Linked DNA regions of Mus musculus: region 1 is linked to region 2. Evidence: chromatin contacts called from ENCODE Hi-C or POLR2A ChIA-PET data. All regions are on one chromosome and are shown on one strand. The core of a region is the stretch at or near the end of the contact, and the rest is flanking DNA. Distances in the headings are between cores, read along the strand shown. Region 1 overlaps Gm12216 (predicted gene 12216). Region 2 overlaps Gm12216 (predicted gene 12216).

Region 1 (5,484 bases), core at 609-3,108, 49 kb after region 2:
GCAGCCATCAGGTTCCAGTGATCCTCCTGGCTTCATCTCCCACGGCACTGCCCTTATTACGGAGGCATGCCTGGCCAGACCGGACCTCTGACCTTTCACACGGGTGCTGGGGATCTGAACTCGGGCTTTCCTGCATGTCACCTGCAGAGCTGCCTCGCCAGCCCCACGGTGTCAAGCTGGTTGCATAACTGTGTTTCCTTTCAAGGACAACGAACTTATGCAGAAGAGATGCTGGGAAATGAGCGGTGTGGTGTCACACTCTGGTTGGCTCCGTTACCCACCCTAGGCAACAAGAATCACTGAGTATAACACAGTGGCAGAGAGCTGGCAAGATGACTCAGTTGGGTAAAGGAGTGGGTGGGTCCAAGCTGCCAACCCGGAGGGCCTGAGTTCAATCCCAAGGACCCACCTGGCAGAATGAAAGAACCAACTAACAAAAGCGATCCTCCGACCTCCACATGCACACGTGTGCAAGCAGCATACACACAAATAAATCTAATAAAAATTAAAAAGCCAACAGTGTGGCAAAGGGATCTTGGAGGTTGTTGGTTTTTTTCAATTTAGAAGCTGCGTTATGTACAGTCTTCAGGAAGCTGGGCTTGGTCACACTCCCTGGCTGTTTCTACTGAGAGACTACTAGAGTTTTTGTTTGGTTTGTTTTTGTTTTTAAAATAGCTCCCACGTACAGGTCTGTGCTCTATAGTTTGCACCTGTCTGTTTTGTTCAAACCATACCACAAAGTATGTGGGTATTTTTGCTCCCATTTTACACATATAGAAACGTACGAGTTGAAAGGCTGAATTCTTTCCCAAGCATGCCCACATGCAGCTGTCTCCTGGGCAACCCTCCTGGGTAGCTCTGACGTCTACTCTATCAGCAGCAAAAGCACCACTGTTCTGTGGCTAAGACCAGTGGGAAGGGTTCTATGGCAACCAGGTAACCAGGGTGGCTGGAGAGAGTGCCTCATAGTCTTGTTCCATAAAGCAAAAAGATCGGCTTGAGGAGCCCATGCCTCCACCCTAACATGAGAGCAGGTGACAGAGCCTGCCCACCCACCTACTCCCCCTCCAGGCTCCAGGAGGATTCTGTGGTGCTCTAAGGAGATTGGCAGGACATGGCTATAGCAGGCAAGGGATAGGCTATACCAGGAACATGCCTTGCCCCTAACCTTGCTATTGCCATTCACAGAACCAAGAGGGTGGCACTCCCTGTCCTTTGCTCCCATTTGCCTGGCTCAGAGGGGCTCTGCATGCCTAGAATTGAGGCTCCTGTGTACTAAGGAAGTTTTCCCCTGCAAAAGCTAGAAATGGTAGGTAATGGTCTGGCCTCAGAAGATCTGTTTGGTATCACCATTCTCCCTAGAAGCCAGAATGAAATCTGGAGGGAGAGCATTAGCCAGACTGACCAGCTTTGGATTTGCCCAGACTTTTGCATCCTTACCATGAATTATTTCATTCCTGTGCACAGATGAGGAAACCATGAGGACAGGTATCTTAGGGACAGTCCAGGGGCATAGCAAAGGTGATCTGGCTGCTGTCAGTATCATGTCTGTCTGTCCTTCCATGCCTTCAAACCCAGACATACAGACATGATGAATGTGTGATTGTTTTGAAAGCCAAAGAAAGGGGTTGGGGCCCGCATGAAATGAATAACAATCATGAAACCCTAGATACAGGGGTGTTTTTAATCTTTTTAAGTTGTGGGGTGGGGGTGTGGAGAAAGCGGTCAAGAGTGCTTGCCTTGTAAGCATGAGGGCATGATTTCAGATGTAAAACGCTAAGTGCATTGCTGTGCGTGTCTGTAATCCTAGCACTAGGCAGATGGAGCTGGGGGTGCACGTCCCTGGAGCTTGCTAGCCAGCCAGCCTAGCTCCATCAGGAAGCTCCAGGTTCAGAGAGACGCTGCCTCTGAAAACAAGACGGAGAACAGCTGAGGAGGACACCCGACACCATTCCCTGGCGCACACACATGCGCGCTCATGAACACCCCACCACCACCACCAATCTTTTGGGAGGGTTTTTATTTTTTTAAGCAGAACCAGAACCCTCTAGAATGGGGGTGTTCCTTAAGAAGTTTCTTTTCTCTTCCCCTCAGACAGGAAGAATAGAATTAACCAAATTTTACACTGGAGACTAGAGAGATCAAGAAAAGGGCGAGCAGCTTATGTCTCCAGGGTCTTGGGGGAGAGGAGAGTAAGGATGTAAGTGCCCTCTCTGGTCAAGGTGGAGTCTCTCCAAACAAAATCAAACCGTGCTAAGAGAGTTTGTATTCTTTGTTCTTTCCTATATTCCACTTTGTTTGTTTTAGGTTTTTCTTTTACATGGGGTCTCCTGAGCCTAGGCAAGCCGGGAACTCTATGCACAATAGAATTTAATTTTTGAATCTCCTGTCTCCACCTTGGCAGGGTTGCGGTTACAGGTGGGCACCACCATACCTGATTTCTGCAAGGCTGGAGGCAGAACCCAGAGCTTCAGGGGTGCTGGGTAAGCTACATTCCCCAGCCTTTCAAGTCCATCTTTCTAACCATAAAGACAGACTGTATTTCACTACAGAATTGGTCAGTAGGGTTCTCCTTCCTCCTCAAGGGTCTGCCACCGCTTCTTAGGGAAGGCATGCTATCCTTTCTTCCCTACTGTAAGTCTGTGCCCACCGCTCAACCTGGTACACTTTAGGTGCTTAGCTGGTTACTGCACACCCAAGAAATAACAAAGGAATACACAGAACACCTGGGTGCAAACCGAAGTTGGCAGGGAGCTGACAGACACCAGTTCATGCAGTCCCGCAGCTCCAGGGACTTGTCTGTCACGTTCTTTATTCAGAGTGAGGAGAATTGGCCAGCTTCCTGCCCCAGCTTTCCCAGTGCCAACCACAGGGACTTTAGGTAAAGTCCCCTTTCACCCTGTGACAGGTCAGATTAGGGAGTGATACTCAAAGATAAATGCAGCCAAGTATAGACTAAAGATACACAAGGTCAGGGCTGGGTGGGGACCTGGTCACAGGCAAAGACACCTGTAGCTGCAGATAACACAAACCAGCCTATGGGACTCTTGAGGTGTGCTGACTCCAATCCCAGCTGGCCCTGTGACCTTGGAAAAGTGTTCAAAAATAAAGCATTGCTTTTTCTAGATGTAAAGCAAAGATGAAAGTTTCCTGTTTATTCTCTAAGCATTCCCTCTGTTTCAAAATGTATTACTTTTTCTTCTTTTCTTTTTTCTTCCTTGGCATCAAATTCAAACTCATAACCCCACCAAAATCTGTCCAGCCAACTTATCTAGCATGATGGCTTTAGACAGCCACTCTCTCTTCACACCTGAGTGTCTAAGACAGACACCACCTGTCTTCTTTCCTCCAGCTGGAACTTATTGGAACTCCTAGGGCAAGTCTTATGTAGCCTGGTCTACCTGGGCTTTTTAGGGTATTTTCCATGTCTGTATAGATGACCCCAGAGTCCTGATCCTCCTGCCTCCACCTCCCCAGTGCTGGGATGACAGTGGCCACCACCACACTGAGTTTTATACAGTGCTGGGGTTGGAGCCCGAGGTCTCTTGCATGCCAGGCAGCAGTCTATTGACCATGCTGGACTGACAGCCCCAGGAGGACTATAAGATCGTTGGGGCAACTGTCTTTTCTCTTAGGCATCTAAAATTCCATGTCAGGCTATAGCTTGGTAGGTAGTAGAACACTTTCTTGTTTTTTATTTCTGTTGTTTTTTTGAGACAGGGTTTCTCTGTATAGCCCTGGCTGTCCTGGAACTCACTCTGTAGACCAGGCTGGCCTTGAACTCAGAAATCTGCCTGCCTCTGCCTCCTGAGTGCTGGGATTAAAGGCGTGTGCCACCACGGCCCGGCTAGTAGAGCACTTTCTTAACATGCATGAGGTTCTGGGTTTAGTTCCCAGCACCACAATACATACATACATACATACATACCATACCATACACACATACTAGGCCAGTGAGATGGTTCAGAGGGCAAATATGTAACCAAAAAAAAATTTACAAATAAAACTACTGACTCACTGGAAGTTACACCTTATAATGTGTTTAAGAGTGACCCCAACACTCCCTCTATTTTCCAAGCAAGGGAATGAAACCTAGAAATTAAATTGGAGACACATTTAAGCCACACCCCTTTTTACATGTTTGGCCTGTGTGGGGGTGGGGGGGAGGGAAATTCACTTCTATTCCAAAGCAGACCATACCAGCGGAGGAGCTCCCTAAAAACAGAGCCCAGTGCAATCACCAGTATTGCAGTCTCAGTGAAGGAAGGGCTGCCGGAAGGAAAACACAATTCAACTGAAAACTGCTAAGTGGTGACTTCAAAACAACCCACCCGGAAATGCCTTATGACTGTGTCCCCGCCTGCTCTGTCCTTCCCCAAGGCGCTCACACCTGTGTTTTACTCAAAAGCAGCAGCCCAGCCCCAGGGCTTTCTAAGGCCGGGTGGGCAAGAAGCTGAACACGGGCACACAGAGGTGGTAGGGAGAATTCCAGCCACCCATGCTGTAGACAGGGGCAGGCTCAGGGAACAATGTCCTGTAGCTACCCAGCAGCACCCCAGGCCCCCAAGCTACATCCCAACTTCTGCTATTTCTCTCCTCTCTCTGGTCCTGGCCTCCACTGCTCCTACTCCCCTGTTCAGTCCACCTTGGGAAAGCCCTGGGAAGAGTCTCCACTCTCAACAACTGCCCATTCTCTCCAGAAAAACCTCAAGACCCATACTTTCATTTCTTGCTTATTTTTTAAAAAATTATTATTACAGTTGTGTGTGCAGGTTTTTTGTTTGTTTGTTTGTTTTTAAAGGAAAATTAAAAAAACAAAACACTCCCCAAATCACAAATTCATAGTTGGGGTGCCTACTGACCCAAGTCAGGCAGCATGAAATGCCCCATTTGTCCCAGAGGTTCCTGGTTCATAGCAGTCAGTCAGACATGTTTGGGAAGACTTGTATGAGAATCTTAGCTATCTGTGACCAGCGCTTAACCAACTCAGATAACACCCATCCAGACATCTGCAAGCACTTAAAAGATGAAGACTGCTCCCAAAGTCACTGACTGGGATAACAGCTCACTTGCAGCAAGAATTTGGTTCTTTTGTATCAGTTTCTAGAATGAAGCCAAGCCAGCTATGCCCCTGGAGTTCAGTGTTTGTTGGTGTGAGTCCCTCAAATGTGTCGCAAAACCTCGGTACAGAGGAGGGCTTTTCAAGTTTTAAAAGAAAACTTTTCCAAGCTGGGAGGTGGTGGGGCACATTTTTTTTTTTAAGATTTGTTTATTTATTATATGTAAGTACACTGTAGCTGTCTTGACGCACCAGAAGAGGGCATCAGATCTCTGTTACAGGTGGTTGTGAGCCACCATGTGGTTGCTGGGATTTGAACTTCGGACCTTTGGAAGAGCAGTCGGGTGCTCTTACCCCCTGAGCCATCTCACCAGCCCCCGGGGCACATCTTTAATCCCAGCCTGGGAGGCAGAGGCAGGTAGGTC
Region 2 (5,226 bases), core at 2,135-4,634:
GTGAGATGAGCTTGAGGTGATGCTGAGGGCAACACAAGATTCGTGAACTGATTCACAACTGCTCCTTCCTTCCACGGCCTGCCCCTCTTCCTTCCTCACTTCCTTCTGCAGGGTCTCATGAAGCTCAGGCTGGCTTCCAATTTACTATGTAGCCAAGAATGCCCTTGAACTACTGATCTTCCTGCCCCTGGGCCACAAGTGCTAGGATCACAGGCATGGGCCATGGTGCTTGGTTTATGTGGTGCCAGAGTTTGGACCCAGGACTTTATGCATGATAGGCAAGCGCCCTACAGACTGAGCTACACCCTTGGTTAAAGTGCTATTGATCTGTTTGTCTATCTGCCTACCTTCTGTGTATATGCATATAGAGGTCACACTTCTGCCATGGAGTACACGTGGAAGTCAGAGGACAATTGTGGGGGTTGGTTCTCTCTGTCTACCATATATATATATATATATATATATATATATATATATACACACACACACACACATACATATACATACATATATATATACACACACACATATATACATATACATACATACACACACACATATATATGTATGTATATATATATATACACACATATATACATATACATACATATACATATTATACACACACACACACACACATATATATGTATATATATATATATATATATATATATATATATATATATATATATATATATGGGTTACTGGGAACTGAGGTCATCAGGCATGGCAGCAAGCACCATTCCTGGCTAAGTCCTGTCATCAGCCTTGCCCTTCATTTCCTACGGTGAAAAATATACATACAAAAAAACCCTTACATAACGTAAGTTCTGTTTAACAGATAACCAGAAGCCAAATCTCTTTGAAACCATCACCAAGAGTAAGAGATAGTAACCCTATGGCCAAAGTCCTTCATGTGTTCCCTGTGCAAAGTCCTCCAGGTGCTCCCTGTGAGATGTCTATGCTCATTCATATATACACATAGTAGCCCTCCATCCTTTGTTTGCCTTCCGAAGCTGAGTGTTGTCAGGGATAAACTTTTTGAGAAAAAAAAATATGTATATATTTTTTATAAGTGAGATTTTAAAAAAAGATTTATTTATTTATTTTATATGAGTACACTGTCTCTGTCTTCAGACACACTGGAAGAGGGCACTGAATCCCATTAAAGATGGTTCTGAGCCACCATGTGGTTGCTGGGAATTGAACTCAGGACTTCTGGAAGAGCAGTCAGTGCTCTTAACTGCTGAGCCAGCTCCTGAGAAAAATCTCTTTGTATGTATTTTGCTGATTATTCCCTCAATAATAGTAGTCACTGATCATTCCAGTATTACCACATAGTATGGCTACTGCATATCTCTGTGGCTCCTGTTGTCACTGCAAGAATGTCTTGTGGTTTATCTGGGCTCCTTTTCTGTCCATAGATGTTTGGATTATTGTTTGTTTGTCTTTTGAGAAAGGGTCTCAAGTTACCTAAGATAATCTCAAACACACCATCCCTGCCAGCCTGACCTTTAACTCTTGATCTCCCTTGCCTCTCACTATCAATGAGATTATAGGGGTGTGTGTGTCATTCTGAAATTCGGGATTCTTTCTCTACTGTGAAACAGTGAGATTGAAACATTCTGTTCGGCAGGGAAGTTGAGCAGGAAGGTAAACTTAAAATAGCTTCAGGAAGTTCCTGAAACTGACCAGATTCATTAGGCCCTTCCCCACCAGAGTAACATGAGAGGCTCTCTCAGAGGGAAGAAAGCTGAGATACAAAGACAACTCTCGGAGGAGAAAAGCTGTGCCAGCAGACAGCCCAGCTGCCTGGAAGAAATTTAGACAAACTGAGCCATCTGGAAACTCTCCAACCTGTTGAGCTGCCTGCCGGCTGTGCACTGCGCTCCAGGTTCCCAGCTTTGTAAGCTCTCACCCATGCTGGAGTGAGCCTTGATGTTGTAGCTGTCTTTGAGTCATTTCTGCTCCTGTAAGTAACCTCTCACACATATTCCTGTAAGTAACCCCAAAACATATGGCTCACAACTTGGACACTGTATCCATACTTTGGTCTGTCTTGGGCTCCCTATCTGGGGAGACCAGATGTGTGTTGCCTCTCCAAATGGGAAGTTTTATCACACAACAAAACTTGCCAGGGTAAAAGGGTCAGACTATGGCAAGAAAAGATTCGGAGGAGTGGGACTTTGAAATTATAAGGTATTTGCATTTTCATCTTAAATTTTTTTCTTTGCATTTATTTATTTATTTTTGTCAGGGTGTAGGAGATTGTGCCATGGCATATACATGTGGAGATCAGAGGACAGGTGGAAGTCAGTTCTCTTCTCCTCCCGTGTAGGTACCAGCTATAGAATTTATCATCAGGCTTGGTGGCTGATGCCTTTAATCAGTGCTATCTCACTGCCTCTCCCAAATATATATATATAAAGTTTTTATTTGTGTGTGTGCGTGCGCGCACGCACACGTGCATGCATGTACATGTGCGTGTATCCACAGAGGCCACAAGAGAAGTTACAAGCAGTTGTGGATGTTGGGAAGGAACTTGCGTCCTCTGCAAGAGCAGCAAGTGCTTCCTAGCACTGAGCCAGGCCTCAGCCTCTTCAGTTTTACTTTTGGTCTAGAAAGTGGTCCTTAGGGAGGCGGTGCTCTAACCCCGCAGCAGCGCTGTCTGGGTAGAGGAGGAATGGCTGCTCTTTTACTTTGACTCTTTCCTTTCTGAACCCTTCGGCCTGGCCTGCCAGTCCTGTTTCCCCTGGCTCCCACAGGCTAGCACCTCTTTGGTGGCCTTCTGTCTGCTCCTCACACTGGTGGTGCAGTTGGGTGGGGGATGGGAAGAAGTCCAGAAGAGGAAGTGGAGACCAAATACCAGAGAGAGGCACAGCGGAATCTGGTTCCCAAACCTCAATGTTTGAGCAGCATACTCCTTGGAGGACCATGTGGGACCCTTGGGAGGCCTGTTGGGGGGATGCCCAGGTCACCCTGCTGAGGTATGTGTGTATGTATGTATATATATAGTCAGACAATCTACTGCTTGGCACCAGGTTCCCCAGGCATACGTCACATGTGCAGACTTCATCTTAATCCCCCTTATGTCAGAACGCTGAGTGGCTGAGCCAGAGACACTCGGTACAGTACAGTGGCCAACAGCATGGGATCTGGAGCTATCTAAATTGAGATTAAAGTGTGACTTATAACTTTGGGTCAGTCCTTACTTTCTTCAGCCTCGGTTTCTGTATAAAAGAGGGGTAACAGGGTTACTGATTCAAAGGCATCTCATATAGAAAGAGTCTAGCTCAGTGCCTGGCACAAAGGAAAATGAGCTGAACCAAAATGGTAACTACTGTGGAGTTCAGGCTGGAAGCCCGGGCAGGGGGTAGAGGGCCTGTCTCCGCAAGCTGGGCTCTGGCCACTGCACAGATGGTGTTGGTCAGTATCTGTGTGATGATTCAGGAGGTTTGGACTCTGAAACTCACAGGGCCGGCAGAGTTCCGCCCCGCCCCACCCCACCCCCGCTTGTCCACCTTTGTTCATAACACGGTCCCTTTCTGCGGTGCTCTGAAGGGCAATGATTTCAGGCAGAGGAACCTCTGTGCATGTGGAAACAGCAGCCCGCCTCTCATGGCAGCCGCGGCAGCCAATGGGCAGTGAAGACTGTTGCTAGGGTCACTGTGAACCTTATTTGGTGACACGGGGCTGACCGTGCGTTCACCTCTGAGAACCCTGAGAAACACCAACCACAGCTCAGCACTATGAACGTCTCAAAACCACAGCTGCATTTCCTCCAAGAGAAGACTCGACTCTCCCCCTTCCTGTCTCCCTGGACCATCAAGACCGTGGCACTCAGTCGCAAGACAGAAGAGCCTGCTGCAGACTAATGTCGAGCAGGCTTAGTGGCAAGAAGGCAGACACTAGCCCGTGGCAGCTCAGAAGTCCGGACCCAGAGAGGACCAATCTTCCATCCTCAAACATGGCAGCTGCACCGTCTATGCCCCACTCCCCTACTCCCGCACTCCCCCCACAAACACACCCAAAAGGTCTGCTCCTTGCCTCACTTCCTGCAGCCCTGGGAAGCCTGCTGGTGAGACAGAGACAGGCAGAGGCAGGCAGGGAGGGAGGAAGTGGGCTGCCCCTGGGCCCTCACCATCTGCACTGGCCACATCGTCTTCAGCCCAGGCCAGGCCACAGTTCAAACGGTTGGCAGTTTGAGTTTGTCACCTTCCTCTGCTAAGACTTCTAACTTCACATTAAATAAATGAAGCTATTGTCCTATCCTAGACAAACATTGGAAGGAAGATGAGGTGGCAGGCCCCTCATGTTTACCCTGCTCTGTGTGTTTGGGAGATGTATTCATAGTAATAACTGCTCTAAGCTAGGGTAACAACAGGGTACACACACACACACACACACACACACACACACACACACACACACGAAGGCACAATTTAATAAATTTTTTTTTTAAATCGCTCATTTCCCCAACCTTTTAGCTCCTACGTGACGCAATGAAAATGGCTTTTCTTCTGGTCCTTCTGGAGTCAAGTGTCCTTGTGTCTGTGGAATGGGCTACGTGACGTCCAGCTGTTTAGATAAGGGGGCAGAGACAGAGCTATGTTGAATGTGCCACAGGAGGTTTAACCACATGACCAATCCCCACCCCCAACCTAGAATCCTGTAGATACTGGAGACAGTCCAAGTATTCCATGACCTGGGGCTAGAGACTGGAAACTGCAGACTCGGGGTATCTGTCACCACCACAGCGTCACATGAAGGTCTGGGAAGACTTGTAGACACCAGAGCCCCTGAGGCAATAGTAGTCTTGAGGGAGCATCATAAGGACTCCACACTGAGTGTGTACTTGGCAGCACGGGGACGTAACATAAGCCTCACAGACAAAGTCTAAGCCGCAAAGGAGTGCAGTTCACTGAAAGAGGCAGATGCTGGGTATGTTAGCATATAGCTAGCTAGCAAAGGCAAGGTAAAGAGAAGGTGCAGTTTAGTTTCAAGCGGCCTTAACCTAAGGGATGTATGTGTAGGGCTGGAGGGATCTGAGCAGCTCTTCCCGGAGGAGGAGACATTTCAGATGAGATGAAGGGTAGGGTGGAGTCAGCAGGTCAATTTGTAGCTCTTTTGCGCTGAATTCTCTCCTGTATCCTAATTTTGTCAGGAAATCTGTTATCTGTCTGAAGGCTGACCTGCTGGATTACCCAGGCTGCCATCGTGTGTGTA

Evidence for each region. A loop is a pair of places that touch in the nucleus more often than their neighbours do. ChIA-PET counts read pairs that join two places held with the same protein, here RNA polymerase II (POLR2A).
Region 1: a map of T-helper 17 cell shows a loop between it and region 2 (2.0-fold over the local background). The contact joins two enhancer-like sites. A Hi-C loop is called at or near these places in 4 of 37 maps with a recorded cell type or tissue (T-helper 17 cell, adrenal gland, mouse embryonic stem cell and 1 more). POLR2A ChIA-PET finds 5 or more read pairs at or near these places in 2 of 5 experiments (Patski and embryonic stem cell).

The regions. Positions count from the first base shown.
Region 1 is chr11:53,841,441-53,846,924 of GRCm38, forward strand. All of the region lies in intron 2 of Gm12216 (predicted gene 12216), which reads right to left. It overlaps Gm30785 (a long non-coding RNA gene), which reads left to right. Exons shown (of 3, transcript XR_879845.2): 2 at 2,405-2,483. Among named protein-coding and RNA genes, the nearest start is that of Gm30785, 3.9 kb to the left of the region's middle. Within about 2 kb of position 1,859, at least 1 of the 3 ENCODE cell types and tissues checked has a DNase peak (open chromatin) inside an H3K27ac peak, as active enhancers do.
Region 2 is chr11:53,791,332-53,796,557 of GRCm38, forward strand. The region is part of intron 3 of Gm12216 (predicted gene 12216); the gene reads right to left. Among named protein-coding and RNA genes, the nearest start is that of Irf1, 24 kb to the left of the region's middle. Within about 2 kb of position 3,385, at least 2 of the 3 ENCODE cell types and tissues checked have a DNase peak (open chromatin) inside an H3K27ac peak, as active enhancers do.